Linked DNA regions of Homo sapiens: region 1 is linked to region 2. Evidence: chromatin loops called from intact Hi-C (ENCODE). Cell type or tissue: mammary epithelial cell. All regions are shown on one strand. Links, peaks and the distances in the headings refer to the core of each region. The heading gives the core; the rest is flanking DNA. Region 1 has its middle 25 kb from the start of IGSF23. Region 2 overlaps CLASRP (CLK4 associating serine/arginine rich protein).

Region 1 (6,325 bases), core at 409-5,408, 470 kb before region 2:
GCAGGGCTATCTCATAGGTAATGTGCTCAGAGCAGGCAAGGTAGGGACTGTTGCCAACTGTATTTATACCCACTTATACCAACTTTCACTTACATGCAAATTAAGGGGTAGGTCAATGCAAATCGAGAGGTGGGTCATTTAGAATTTTCTAGGAAAATGGTGGTAAATTCCGGGTGATTTCCACACATTTGTAAACTGTCATGGCTCTGGTGAGAATGTCTTGTGCTAATGCACAATGAGGGCAGCTAAGGATTGCTTTTGTTGCCATCTGCTGGTTCCTGCCAGTTTTTTCATTCTGTCCCTTCAGGACTGAGAAATAAGTCCTGCCAACCTATCTCCTACCTCATCTTTTCCTCAGCCCAGTCGGGGATGGTGGGTGACTAAGAACCAGACTGGTTGGAAAAACATGCTGTGATTTAAACCTGTAATCTCATTCTGGATTTTTATAGCAGACAAGCCAGTTGGACATGCCCAGTCTTTTTGCCATAAAACCCCAATGTGCAAGGGAGACCAGACCAACTCCATTCTAGCTGAGGAGCCCCTGGCTGGGCTGCCTCTGGTCCATATTTTGCATCTCCTTATATCAAGTCTGAGCATTGTCTTCCAACCCACGGAGTTCTTGAATGATGGAGCCCAGCCTCTTGATGGGTATTGGCACTCAAGCTGGGCTCCTGGGAACCCCACATGGCCGCACCCCTCTCCCATGATGGGGGAGAATCTCCTCCCTGGACCCTCCCTGTGGGGGCATCAGAATCTCTGGGGCAGCAACAGGGCTGGAAGAGAAGCCTGGACTTCTCCAGAAACTGTGTCTGTATGGCCAGCACATGTTTTCACTTCCCATGGGTATTTATATGAGTGAAGGGCAGATATAGAGTATTAAGAGAATAAGGATCCTAAAAGCCTCCTTGGAGTCACCAAGGTCCTCCACAGTCCCTACAACCTTTAACTCCTCAGCTCCCCTCACCCAGGGAAATTCCAGTCAAATAGACTGAACCACACAAGTGGCCAAATAATTTCAGGGAAGTTTAAACCCCTTTCAGATGCGCTAGTTGATCATATCTTGCCAGTTATCCTCAAGCTCCCCAAGCCTTCCAGCCACCTCCAATAACTTCATAGAAACCACTGGTTGCTAATGATCACGGAGTCCTGGACTCCTTTGAAAATGCATTGAAAGTTGTGTGATCCTGGACTGAAGCTTCAGGCCCTTCCTCAGAATATGCAGATGTATGCACAATGCTTCACACAATGTCAGGGATCCTTTCCAAGGAAATTTACACCCAGACATATCATCATCCAACTGTGGAAAATCAAACACAAAGAAAAATCTCGAAAGCATCCAGAGAAAACTAAACACATCACTTATACCAAAACAACAATTCAGATGATGGCAGATTTCTCATCAGGAACCATAGTGGCCAGAAGAAAGTGGCACTTTTTTTTTAAGTGAAAGCAAATTTATTAAGAAAGAAAAGGAATAGGCCAGGTGCAGTGGCTCATGCCTGTAATCCCAGCACTTTGGGAGGCCAAGGCAGTGGCTCACGCTTGTAATCCCAGCACTTTGGGAGGCCAAGGCTTGAGGCCAGGAGTTTGAGAGCAGCCTGGGTAACATGGGGAAACCTTGTCTCTACAAAAAATACAAAAATTAGCTGAGCATGGTGGTGCATGCCTGTAATCCCAGACACTTGGGAGGCTAAGGCATGAGAATCAGGAGGCAGAGGTTGCAGCGAGTCAAGATTTGCCACTGTACTCCAGCCTGGGCCACAGAGCAAGACTGTCTCAAAAAAGAAAGAAGAAAGAAAGAGAGGAAGAAAGGAAAAAAGAAAAGAAAGAAAGAAAGAGAGAAACGAAGAAAGAGAGAGAAAGAGAAAGAAAGAAAGAAAGAAAGAAAGAAAGAAAGAAAGAAAGAAAGAAAGAAAGGAAGGAAGGAAGGAAGGAAGGAAGGAGGGAAGGAAGGAGAGAGAGAGAAAGAAAGAAAAGAAAGAGAAAGAAGAAAGAGGAAGAGAGAGAGAGAGAAAGAAAGAAAGGAAGGAAGGAAGGAGGGAAGGAAGGAGAGAGAGAAAGAAAGAAAGAAAAGAAAGAAAGAGAAAGAAGAAAGAGAAAGAAAGAGAGAAAAGGAATAAAAGAATGGCTACTCTATAGGCAGAGCAATGGCATGGGCTGCTCAACTGAGTACACTTACAGTTACTTCTTGATTATATGCCAAACAAAGGGTGGATTATTCATGAATTTTCCTGGAAAGGGGTGGGCAATTCCTGGAACTGAGGGTTCCTCCCCTTTTTAGACCATATAAGGTAAGTGCTAGATGTTGCCATGGCATTTCTAAACTGTCATGGTGCTTGTGGGCATATCTTTTAGCATGCTAATGTATTATAATTAGCACATAAGGAGCAATGAGCATGACCAGAGGTCACTTTTGTCGCCATCTTGGTTTTGGTGGGTTTGGCTGGCTTCTTTACCACATCCTGTTTCATCAGCAAAGTCTTTATGACCTGTATCTTGGTGGCACATTTTTTAAGTGCTGAAAGGAAAACAACTGTCAACCCAGAATTCTGAATCAAGTGAAAGCATTCTTTAGGTTTAGGAGTGAAGGTGAACATTGAGGTTAGCTCGGTTTCACCTTGAATATGTCTTAAATCCCCTATGCATGCAGTGAATGTGGTTTTATACATAAAATGTTGTACAGCAGTAGCTGTATGCATACTTACAGTGTGTACAGAGATGCTCAGTACCCAACAGGACAAATCTGCAAAATACAGCTTCACCATTGAGCCATAGATGGAGCTGCTGCCTCAAATTAGAGCTGTATTTCCACCTGTTTCTATAGTTAAAATTTCATAAATTAAATGTGTGTATGATGCAAGTCTACTGCAATTCCTTTACTAGAGAGAAGTTGCAAGAACCAATGATCCCTGTTTCTTTATATTCATGCCCTCATCTAATTCCTTCCCCCTGAGTGTGGGCTGTACCTAGTGACTCATTTCTAATGAATGAAGTACAGCAGAAAGTGATGGCTGTCACTTCTCAGATTGGGTTACAAAATGGCTGTTGCTTCTATTTTCAACTTCTCTCTCACTCTGTCTTGAATCACTTTCTGAGGGGAAAGCTACCTGCCAGTAGCAAACACCATCTGAGTGAGCTTGGGAGCAGAACAATCACCCCATACCCTCATCCCAAGTTGAGCTTTTGAATGACACTGCAGCCCCCGTCCAGTAGCTTGATCGCATCAGAGGGAAAAGACCTGGCTAAGCTGAGCCCAGATTCTTGACTCAAAGAGACTATGAGATAACAAATGTTTTATTGTCTTAAGCCACTACATTTTGGAGTAATTAGTCATACATCAATAAATAACTAATGCAGGTGGCCTTCTGGGACACAGAGGAGGATGGAGAAGGTTGAATATCAGAGAGCAGATCTTGGGGACAAAAACACAGAGTCCTCATCACAGGTTATCATGCGAGCCCAGAAAACAAGCATCTAACATCTCATCAATAATATGTTCCCACACACCACCAATACTTTTACCAAAAAAAGTACTAATAGCTAATATTTCAGTTTGTATTTTCTAAAATTGACTCCATATGGCTTTCCTTTGGTGGAAAAGGAAAAAGAAAATTTGTCTCTGTCATTAACTTAATGTGATGTGTCAAATTTTATTTTATTTTATTTTATTTATTTTTTGGAGCAGGGTCTCACTCTGTCACCCAGGCTGGAGTGCAGTGGTGCAATCTCAGCTCACTGCAACTTCTGCCTCCTGGGTTCAAGCAATTCTCATGCCTCACCCTCCTGAGTAGCTGAGATTACAGGCACACACCACCATGCCCAGGTCATTTTTTTTGTATTTTCAGTAGAGACAGGGTTTTACCATGTTGGCCAGGCTCGTCTCAAACTCCTGACCTCAAATGATCCACCCACCTCAGCCTCCCAAAGTGCTGGGATTACAGGCATGAGCCACCACGCCTGGCCAATGTGTCAAATTTTAGATGAGGACACAGAGAACAGGACAGAGGACCTGAACTTTAATAATCATTCTCATATCAAATATGGAAACCACGTTGTTACGGTTTAAATGCTTGTCTCCTTCAAAATTCATGTTGAAACTTAATAGGCAATGTGGCAGTATAGAAAGGTGGGACCTTTAGGGGGCGATTGGGTCATGCAGGTTCTGCTCTGATGAATGGATTAATCCATTCATGGGTTAATGGGTTAATGAATTAATAGGTTATTATGAGAGTGGCATTAGTAGCCTATAAGAAGAGGAAGAGAGACCTGAGCTAGCATGGCCCCTTGTCATGTGATGCCCTGCACTCTATAGACTGCAGAGAGTCCACACCAGCAAGAAGGCTCTCACGAGATGTGGCCCCTTAACCTTGGACTTCTCAGCTTCCATGACTGTAAGAAATAAGTTCCTTTTCTTTATAAATTACACAGTTTCAGATATTATGTTATAAGCAACAATTAGAAAATCTTTAAATCCACCTGGGACCTGGAAGCCCCCTCTGCGGCTTCAAGATGTCCTGCCTTTCTGAGCTAAACCAATGTATACCTTACATGTATCAATTTATGTCTTTGCCTATAATTTCTGTCTCCCTAAAATGTATAAAACTAAGCTATAACCCAACCACCTGGGCACGTGTTCTCAAGACTTCCTGAGGCTGTGTCATGGATCATGATCCTTAACCATGGCAAAATAAAATTCTAAATTGATTGAGACCTGTCTTAGATACTTTTTGGTTTGCAGCTGCAACCAAATGTCAGCCAGAGTTGCTGTCTCATCTGAGGCTCAACTCGGGAAGGATCTGCTTGGAAACCAGGGCGTTGGTAAGGGAGTAGACCACCCTTCATATTGTCTTATGTCCAATTTCTCCCTCCAAAGAAAGAAGAAGTAAAAACTAAAAGGCAGAAATGAAATCCACAGGCAGACAGCCCGGCACCACACCCTGGGCCTGGTAGTTAAAGATCGACCCCTGACCTAACCAGTTATGTTATCTACAGATTCCAGACATTGTATGGAAAAGCATTGTGAAAATCCCTGTCCTGTTCTGTTCTGTTCTGATTACCGGTACATGCAGCCCCCAGTCACATACCCCCTGCTTACTCAATCGATCACAACTCTCTCACACGGACCTCCTTGGAGTTGTAAGCCCTTAAAAGGGACAGGAATTGCTCATTAGGGGAGCTCAGTTTTTGGAGACGTGAGTCTTGCCAAAGCTACTGGCTGAATAAAGCCCTTCCTTCTTTAAGTCAGTGTCTGAGGGGTTTTGTCTGTAGCTTGTTCTGCTACATTGGCAGCATTCAATTGCTAACTGGTTGTAGGACTGAGGATCTCCATTTCTTGCTGGATTTTGCCCACATGGGCCTCCCAACATGACCACTTGTTTCCTCAAAGCCAGCAAGGGAGAGAGTCTCCTGGAAAGATGACTCTATGTTACAGAATTGCCAGAGGTGTTCAGACCAGAGCAACTAACACAGGAGACAGAAATTATTTAGGCAGATAGTGAGGGCAAAAGAGCTCTCAGCAGAACTTCCCTTCTAACAAAAAGTAGCCCAAGAAATCATTTTTCCTAACAAAGAGCAGCCTGAAAAATCGGGCTGCAAACATAAATAAGGAAGCTAGAAGCTTGCATGGGGGAGAGCCAGCAGCTGCACCAATAGAAAAGGGCTACCTGGGAGGGGAACATCACATACTCGGACCTGTCAGGAGGTGGGGGGATGGCGGGGAGAGCATTAGGACAAATACCTAATGTATGCGGGGCTTAAAACCTAGATGACGGGTTGATAGGTACAGCAAATCACCATGGCACATGTATACCTATGTAACAAACCTGCATGTTCTGCACTGTCATGCACGTCCATGTGAAGTGACCACCAAACAGGCTTTGTGTGAGCAATAAAGCTTTTTAATCAGCTGGGTGCAGGCAGACTGAATCCAAAAAAGGAGTCAGTAAAGGGAGATAGGGGTGGGGCATGTTTATAGGATTTGGGTACATAGTGGAAAATTATAGTTAAAGGGGATTGTTCTCTTGCGGGCAGGGGTGGGGGTCACAAGGTGCTCGGTGGGGAGCTCCAGAGACTAATTGTCCAGGAGAAGGAATATCACAAGGTAATGTCATCAGTTAAGGCAGGAACCGGCCATTTTCACTTATTTTGTGGTTCTTCAGTTGCCTTAGGCCATCTGGATGTATACATGCAGGCTTGGGCTCAGAGGCCTGATGTGCACATGTATCCCAGAACTTAAAGTAAAATAAAAATAAAAATAGATTCTAAAAAAGAAAGAAAAGGGCTACCTGCGGGGCAGGCATGTCCACCATGAAAGCTCAATCTTCCC
Region 2 (6,325 bases), core at 878-5,877:
GTGGCGCCTGCCTGTAATCCCAGCTACTGGGGAGGCTGAGGCAGGAGAATCGCTTGAACCTGGGAGGCGGAGGTTGCGGTGAGCCAAGATCGCGCCATTGCACTCCAGCCTGTGCAACAAGAGTGAAACTCTGTCTTAAAAAAATAAGAAAAGAAAAACTGAGGCCTAGGGAGGGAAGGAAGGAAGGGGACTTACAACCCACTGTCCCACAGCGAGTCAGGGACACGTGTCTCACTGCAGGGAAGATCAGGAAGGCTCTGGTACATTGTTGAGTCCCCCAGGCTGGGTGTTGGGGGTGCAGGAGAGCCCAGGTCATCCCAGCCCACACCTAACTTAAAATGAGCCACAGAGAGGCATGCAGTGGAGTGACCTGTGCAGTCAGAATGGCGTGTGGCACTCAGGAGCAGGTTATGGTTCTGAAGGGTCCAGCCAGAGGCCTCCAGAAACAGTGAGAATGGTGGTAGAGTGCCCAAGTACCAGGCCAGGCACTCACTCTGCCCGTGGTCCCATTTTACGGAAAAGGAAACTGAGGCACAGATGTGTTAAGTCCCTTGACCAAGGTCGTGTGTCCAAGGCTCTGCTGCAGTTGCTTGTGTCCCACCAGACATAGTTTGATTATCTGGAAGTGGTGACTGCCCCCCAAGGTGCACTGGGGTTGCACCTGTCTTCCTGCCCCACCGCACCCTTGTGTTCCCCCACTGAATTCCTAGTGTCCCCAACCCACTCTGACCTGGGGTCTCTTGTTTGCTGCAGTCTCAGAGGAGCAGTGCCTGTACCAGATCTACATTGATGAGTTGTACGGAGGCCTCCAGAGACCCAGCGAAGATGAGAAGAAGAAGTGAGTCGGGGTCTGGGGTGCAGGGGGTTGAGGAGGCAGGAGGGCTGGGAGCCCCAGCCAGGCATGGCCTCTTCCATCCTGTCCACCAGGGTCTCCCCGAAACCAAGGATGGTGTTCAGCACACAGTCAGTGCTCAATTAATAACTGTGTAGAGGAAGAAGCCCTGTCAGGGGGCCCCGGCTTGCCGAGGGCTCTGCGTTACATTTTCAGCTTGGGAAGTGGTGGGAGGTGCAGGCCCTGTGGTGAGACAGCCCTGGGTTTGAGTCCTGGCTGTGAGGCCCTGAGTGGGAATTGTCTGAGCCTTGCTGTGCTTCCCTGTAAAATGGGGCTGGCAGGAGGCCCTACTGCCTGGAGTTGGGAGGCATGCAGGAGATGGGGCTTGTGAAGTACCTATTCCAGCACCTGCCATGTAGTGAGCTTGCAGTCAGCCCTAGCTGATGTCACTCTGGAGAGAGGCTTCTTAAAGCCGCGTCCCTCAAGGAGTAGCTGGGGAGACCCGGGCCTTATCCTGGAGCAGCTGCCTCTGAGGAGCAGTGGCCGAGCAGTCTCACTTCTCTCTTCTCCACCTCAGTCTGATGAGTGCAGGCCTCCCGCCCTCACACACGCTATTCCCTCTGCAGGGCTTAGCTCTCCTCCAGGCCAGCTGCTGTTGCCCTGGTGCACGGTAGCCTGGAGCCCTGGCTCGGGGCTGGGCAGCTCCCTCAGTGACACCTTCCCTCCTGCTACCCCTGACTGCTTGCCGCCTTCCTCCACTGGGAGGGGTCCCATGGGACTGTACTGGGAGCTTCTTGGAGACTTCAGCCCTCGTCCACGGCCCCAGCCTCAGGATCCTGCTCAGGCCCTGCTCTGTTCAGGGCAAAGCTGGGGCACCTGGCTGCTCAGGAGGACTCTGGGCTGTGCCCTTGTGGGACTCATGGTCTAGGCGGGAGACAGACCTTCCCCAACAGAGATGACCCAACAAAGGCAGGGCTGGGGAGCTCAGGACAGTGCTGACCCACCCTAGGGTACCAGTCAAGGACTTCTTGGCAGGTGGGGCCCTAGAGCTCAGATGTGGAGGAAGAGGGAGGAGCTGGGTGTGGGCAGGAGCAGAGGGTCCTAGGCTGAGGGAGAGCCTGAGGGGAGGGGGCCGTGGCACTCGAGACTGGTGTGTGGGGCTAGCCTGGGGCCCTCATCTCCACTGGGCACGGCCCTGGCTTACCAGCTCCCCTTTCTCAGGCTGGCAGAGAAGAAGGCTTCCATCGGTTATACCTACGAGGACAGCACGGTGGCCGAGGTAGAGAAGGCGGCAGAAAAGCCAGAGGAGGAGGAGTCAGCGGCCGAGGAGGAGAGCAACTCGGACGAAGATGAGGTCATCCCCGACATCGGTGGGGTCCCCTCTCTGCCCTCCCCACCTGCAGTCCCTGGGCATCGTTTCTGTGTCTCGTCCCTCACCCTCTGTGGGGCACCCCGTGCTTACGAACCGTGTCTCTCTCCCTACCCCGCCCCAGGGCACACCAGCCTCCTGCTGCCCCTGTCTCACTCCTGTCCTCCTCCGTTCCGGCCTTCCTCTGCCTCACTCATCTCTCATTTCTAGGGTGCTATTTCTATGATCTTTTCCCCTCCTAGGTGTTGGCTCCATTCTCCTCCACTTGGGCCGGCCTCTCTCTGCCTTTGCCCCTCTCTCCTGCTCTCTTCCCTCCTCTGGAAAACAAGTGTTCATCCTCTTACAGAGTCAGCCCCCATCCGCCAGGCATCTGTTCACCCTCCTCTCTGCCATTCACCTCCCCTCTGGATTCCCACTGATCAAACCACCCCCAAGTCTCTCTGTTTTTCTCATCCTGGTTCTTACTCCAGCAACTGGCTCTTTTTATTTATTTATTTATTTATTTTTGAGATGGAGTCTTGCTCTGTTACCGGGCTGGAGTGCAGTGGCATGATCTTGGCTCACTGCAACCTCCACCTCCTGGGTTCAAGTGATTCTCCTGCCTCAGCTTCCCAAGTAGCTGAGACTAAAGGCACACGCCACCACGCCCAGCTAATTTTTGTACTTTTAGTAGAGACGGGGGTTTCACCATATTGGTCAGGCTGGTCTTGAACTCCTGACCTCGTGATCCACTTGCCTCGGCCTCCCAAAGTGCTGGGATTACAGACGTGAGCCACCGCGCTCAGCCCAGTAGCTGGCTCTTTATTCACACTCTGTGGAGCCACACATTGACCTCCGCCCAGCCCTCCTTCCTCTGGCTTATCACACGCCCTGCTTCCAAACACCTGTGACCCACACCCTGCCTGCCACCCACCGTGATCTCCAGCCGCCATCTTTCCGCCCCTGTTCAGTCCTCCCTCTCACGTCAACCCCACCACACGCCTCACTCATCCATTCCTCCCTCCCTCCATCCACCCATCCCTCCTTCCTTCCTTGCCTCCATTCCATTCATCCATCCATCCATCCCTGCATCCCTTCATCCATCCCTGCACCCATCCGTCCATCTCTCCCTTCTCTTTCCCTCCCTCCGTTCATCTGCCCCTTCAAGCCCTGTCCCCGAGCTGCCTCTGTCCACTGTGTGTTGTGCTCACCTCTGGCAAGCCCAGTGCCAGCCTAGGGCATGCCAAGATGAGCCAGACTTGATGCCATCCCTTCCTGAAGAATCCCTCAGTCTGGCGGGCGCCCCATCATCCCCGCCTCCTGGAGCACTGCCCCTTCTCCCCTGTCCTCTCGCTCGGCCGTGGCTCCTGACAGCCTTTCTCTTGGTGCAGACGTGGAGGTGGACGTGGATGAATTGAACCAGGAGCAGGTGGCAGATCTCAACAAACAGGCCACGACTTATGGCATGGCCGACGGTGACTTCGTCAGGTGAGGCCTGCCTGCTGACACCCCTACCCATTCTGTGGGCCCCACCCTGGCATCTCACTATTACTCCCGGTATTGACAGCCATCCTGTTTGTGAGCATTTGTGTGCCTGGCCCTGGGCCCAGGACTTTACACATGCAGGTCCCTGAGCCTATGGTGGTCGTGGCCCCACTTCATCTGTGCAGAAACAGGCTGCACCCAAGTCACCCAGCCTGCCCTACTTAGTGCGACCTGGGGCGAATCTGACTCTTCGAAGCTCTGGGGATTCCTAGGCTGGGGGACAGCGCCCTCTAGTGGAGAGGCTTCATTCCCTGGTTATTTATCCTGGCAGTTGCTGGTTGTACCTCTACCCTGAGCCACACCCCCTGCTGAGCTCACAAGACCACACAGAATGGTCCCAGCTCACTGGGCAGTGAACCAGAAACGGAGCCTGAGCATGGCACCCTCTGCCCAGAGCCCTTTGTGGCTCCCACCTCCCTCAGGAACATCCAGTGTCCTCACCATGGCCGAAAGGTCTTACCCATCTGGTCCTCTCAACCGCCACCATCCCCCGCTGCCCAGCCTGCACAGTCTCCTTGCTCCTCAAGTGCAGAGGCCTGGGCCAGCCCCTGGGCCACTCTGTCTGCTGTTCGCTTTGGACGTCTGCAGCTTGCTCCCCCAGGTTTTTCTCTAGATACCCTGTTTTGTGTGGCTTCCCTGAGCTCCCTCTTGAAAACTGCAGCTTCCTCTGCCTTTGCTCTACCATCTAATGGACCACACATTTTATTCCCTTGCTCATTATCTTCTCCCCTAGAATGTAAGCCCGTGCAGGTGAGGATTTCTGTTTTTTTTTTTCAGTGCTCAGTTCTTGATACCTAAGATAGCACCTGGCACACAGAGGGTGCTTGATAAGTGGCATTGAATGAAAGATACCTCAGGCTGGCGTGGGGTGACTCAGGTCCCTCACTTTCTCTGATGACTCAGTCTGTGTCCTCCTTACCCTGTGGCCTGCCCCATCCTCCACCCTAATTCTCACCCACCTCTATAGGATGCTCCGGAAAGACAAGGAGGAGGCAGAGGCCATCAAGCATGCCAAGGCTCTTGAGGAGGAGAAGGCCATGTACTCGGTGAGGTCTGGGCTGGAGTGGAAGGGGACAGGGGTGTGTCACAGGGAGGGCACCCCCTCACCAACCTGGCACCCACCCTACTCCAGGGACGCCGCTCTCGACGCCAGCGGAGAGAGTTTCGGGAGAAGCGGCTGAGGGGTCGCAAGATCAGCCCACCCAGGTAGGGCTTCTCCCTGAACCCCCACCCTGCTGGCATCTGGGGGAGGAGAGCAGGGGCTTAGGGCCTGAGAAAGCTCTTTGGAGGCAGGCATTTGACTTGAGAAAGGAGTCTTTCTAGTGGGGCGATGCATGGCCATCGTGAAGGTTTAGAGGTAGGAACGGCCTTGAGGGCCATGTGGACTCCTTTCCTTGCCAGCCCCTCCCCTCACCCTACTGGACTGGGGGCCCTTGCCAGACTCCCAGGAGCCCATGCACAGGCGGCATAAGGCTCTCACCAAGGCGGCAGAGAGGGCACAGGCTTTGCCCTGGACTCTCACCCAGTTCTGCTGCTTGGCTTCTTCCTGTGTCGGAGTTTGGACAAGTGACTTCCCGAACTCTCTGAGCTTCAATTTTTTCCTTTGGAAAACAAGGCATTATCACCTACCTGGAGAGAGGGCTGGGCAGTCCCCACAGGGAGGTCTTGGGACAGGTTTGGATGAGGCAGGCTGGCTTGGAGAGGAAAGCCCAGCCTGGGTCAGGAGGCCTTGAGGAGAGGCCCTGTGCAAACCCATGCCTCTTTTTGCCACATCTCTTAAAGGAGAGTGACTGAGAGTTCCTGTAAGGCTTAAACAACTTGTAGGTTCAGCGGTTGGTATCGGAAACATTCCTTAAAGAATAGCACCAATCGTCATTGCTGTCAGCGGTGGCACAGAGGCACACAGAGGGTAGTGCAGGAACGCCCAGGCTGGGTGGCCATAGGGCCTGGGTTTGGATCCCAGTTTCCTCCTTTATGAGCTACGTAATGCTGGACAAGTGACTTCACCTCTCTGGGCCTCAGTTTCCTCAGCTGTGATAGTCTCTCTTTTTTTTTTCTTCCCCCAGAGACAGGGTCTTATTCTGTCACCCAGGCTGGAGTGCAGTGGTGTAATCACGACTCACTGCAGCCTCAAATTCCTAGGCTTAGGCGATCCTCCTACCTCAGTCTCCTTAGTAGCTGAGATTACTGGTATGCGTCACCACGCCCAGCTAATTAAAATAAAAAATACTTAGTAGAGATGGGGTTTTGCGGTGTTGCCCAGGCTGGTCTCAAACTCCTGGGTTCAAGTGATCCTCCCACCTCAGCCTCCCAGAGTGCTGGGATTACAGGCGTGAGCCACCGCACCCAGCCTATTTTAATCTTATCATCATCATCATCATCATCATCATTAGTAAGCCCGGACCCAGTGAGAGCCAGAGACAAGGATTGGGAGGAGGGATGCTTTCATTCTAGGGTCAGGAGGCCAAGCAGAACCAGAGCTGCTGAAGTCCAAGTTCCTCAGAGTCATGATGGGTCTAGGACATTGTAGGGTGGGGCTTAAGTTCATGCTTTGGACAGATCTGAGGTGGGGGTGGGTGGAGGAATTAAGGGGAGGCCCC

Evidence for each region. Hi-C counts contacts between places; a loop is a spot of excess contacts. Peaks named below come from ENCODE experiments on the same cell type or tissue, not always from the same donor. Only the 100,000 strongest peaks of a DNase experiment are listed, where the experiment ranks them.
Region 1: it touches region 2 in a loop (8-fold over the local background); 2 of 110 quality-filtered maps call a loop at or near these places.

What each region holds. Positions count from the first base shown.
Region 1 is chr19:44,585,657-44,591,981 of GRCh38, forward strand. No RefSeq gene overlaps it. Among named protein-coding and RNA genes, the nearest start is that of IGSF23, 25 kb to the right of the region's middle. RefSeq lists an enhancer at 3,795-4,294. In mammary epithelial cell, for the core only: a CTCF peak has its summit at 2,772; DNase peaks (open chromatin) are centred at 2,385 and 2,925; H3K27ac peaks cover 1,725 bases.
Region 2 is chr19:45,055,697-45,062,021 of GRCh38, forward strand. CLASRP (CLK4 associating serine/arginine rich protein) reads left to right here. Exons shown (of 21, transcript NM_007056.3): 6 at 754-838; 7 at 2,054-2,202; 8 at 3,572-3,668; 9 at 4,693-4,771; 10 at 4,858-4,931. Among named protein-coding and RNA genes, the nearest start is that of ZNF296, 18 kb to the right of the region's middle. RefSeq lists an enhancer at 1,578-1,647. In mammary epithelial cell, for the core only: a CTCF peak has its summit at 3,953 (motif pointing left); a DNase peak (open chromatin) is centred at 3,965.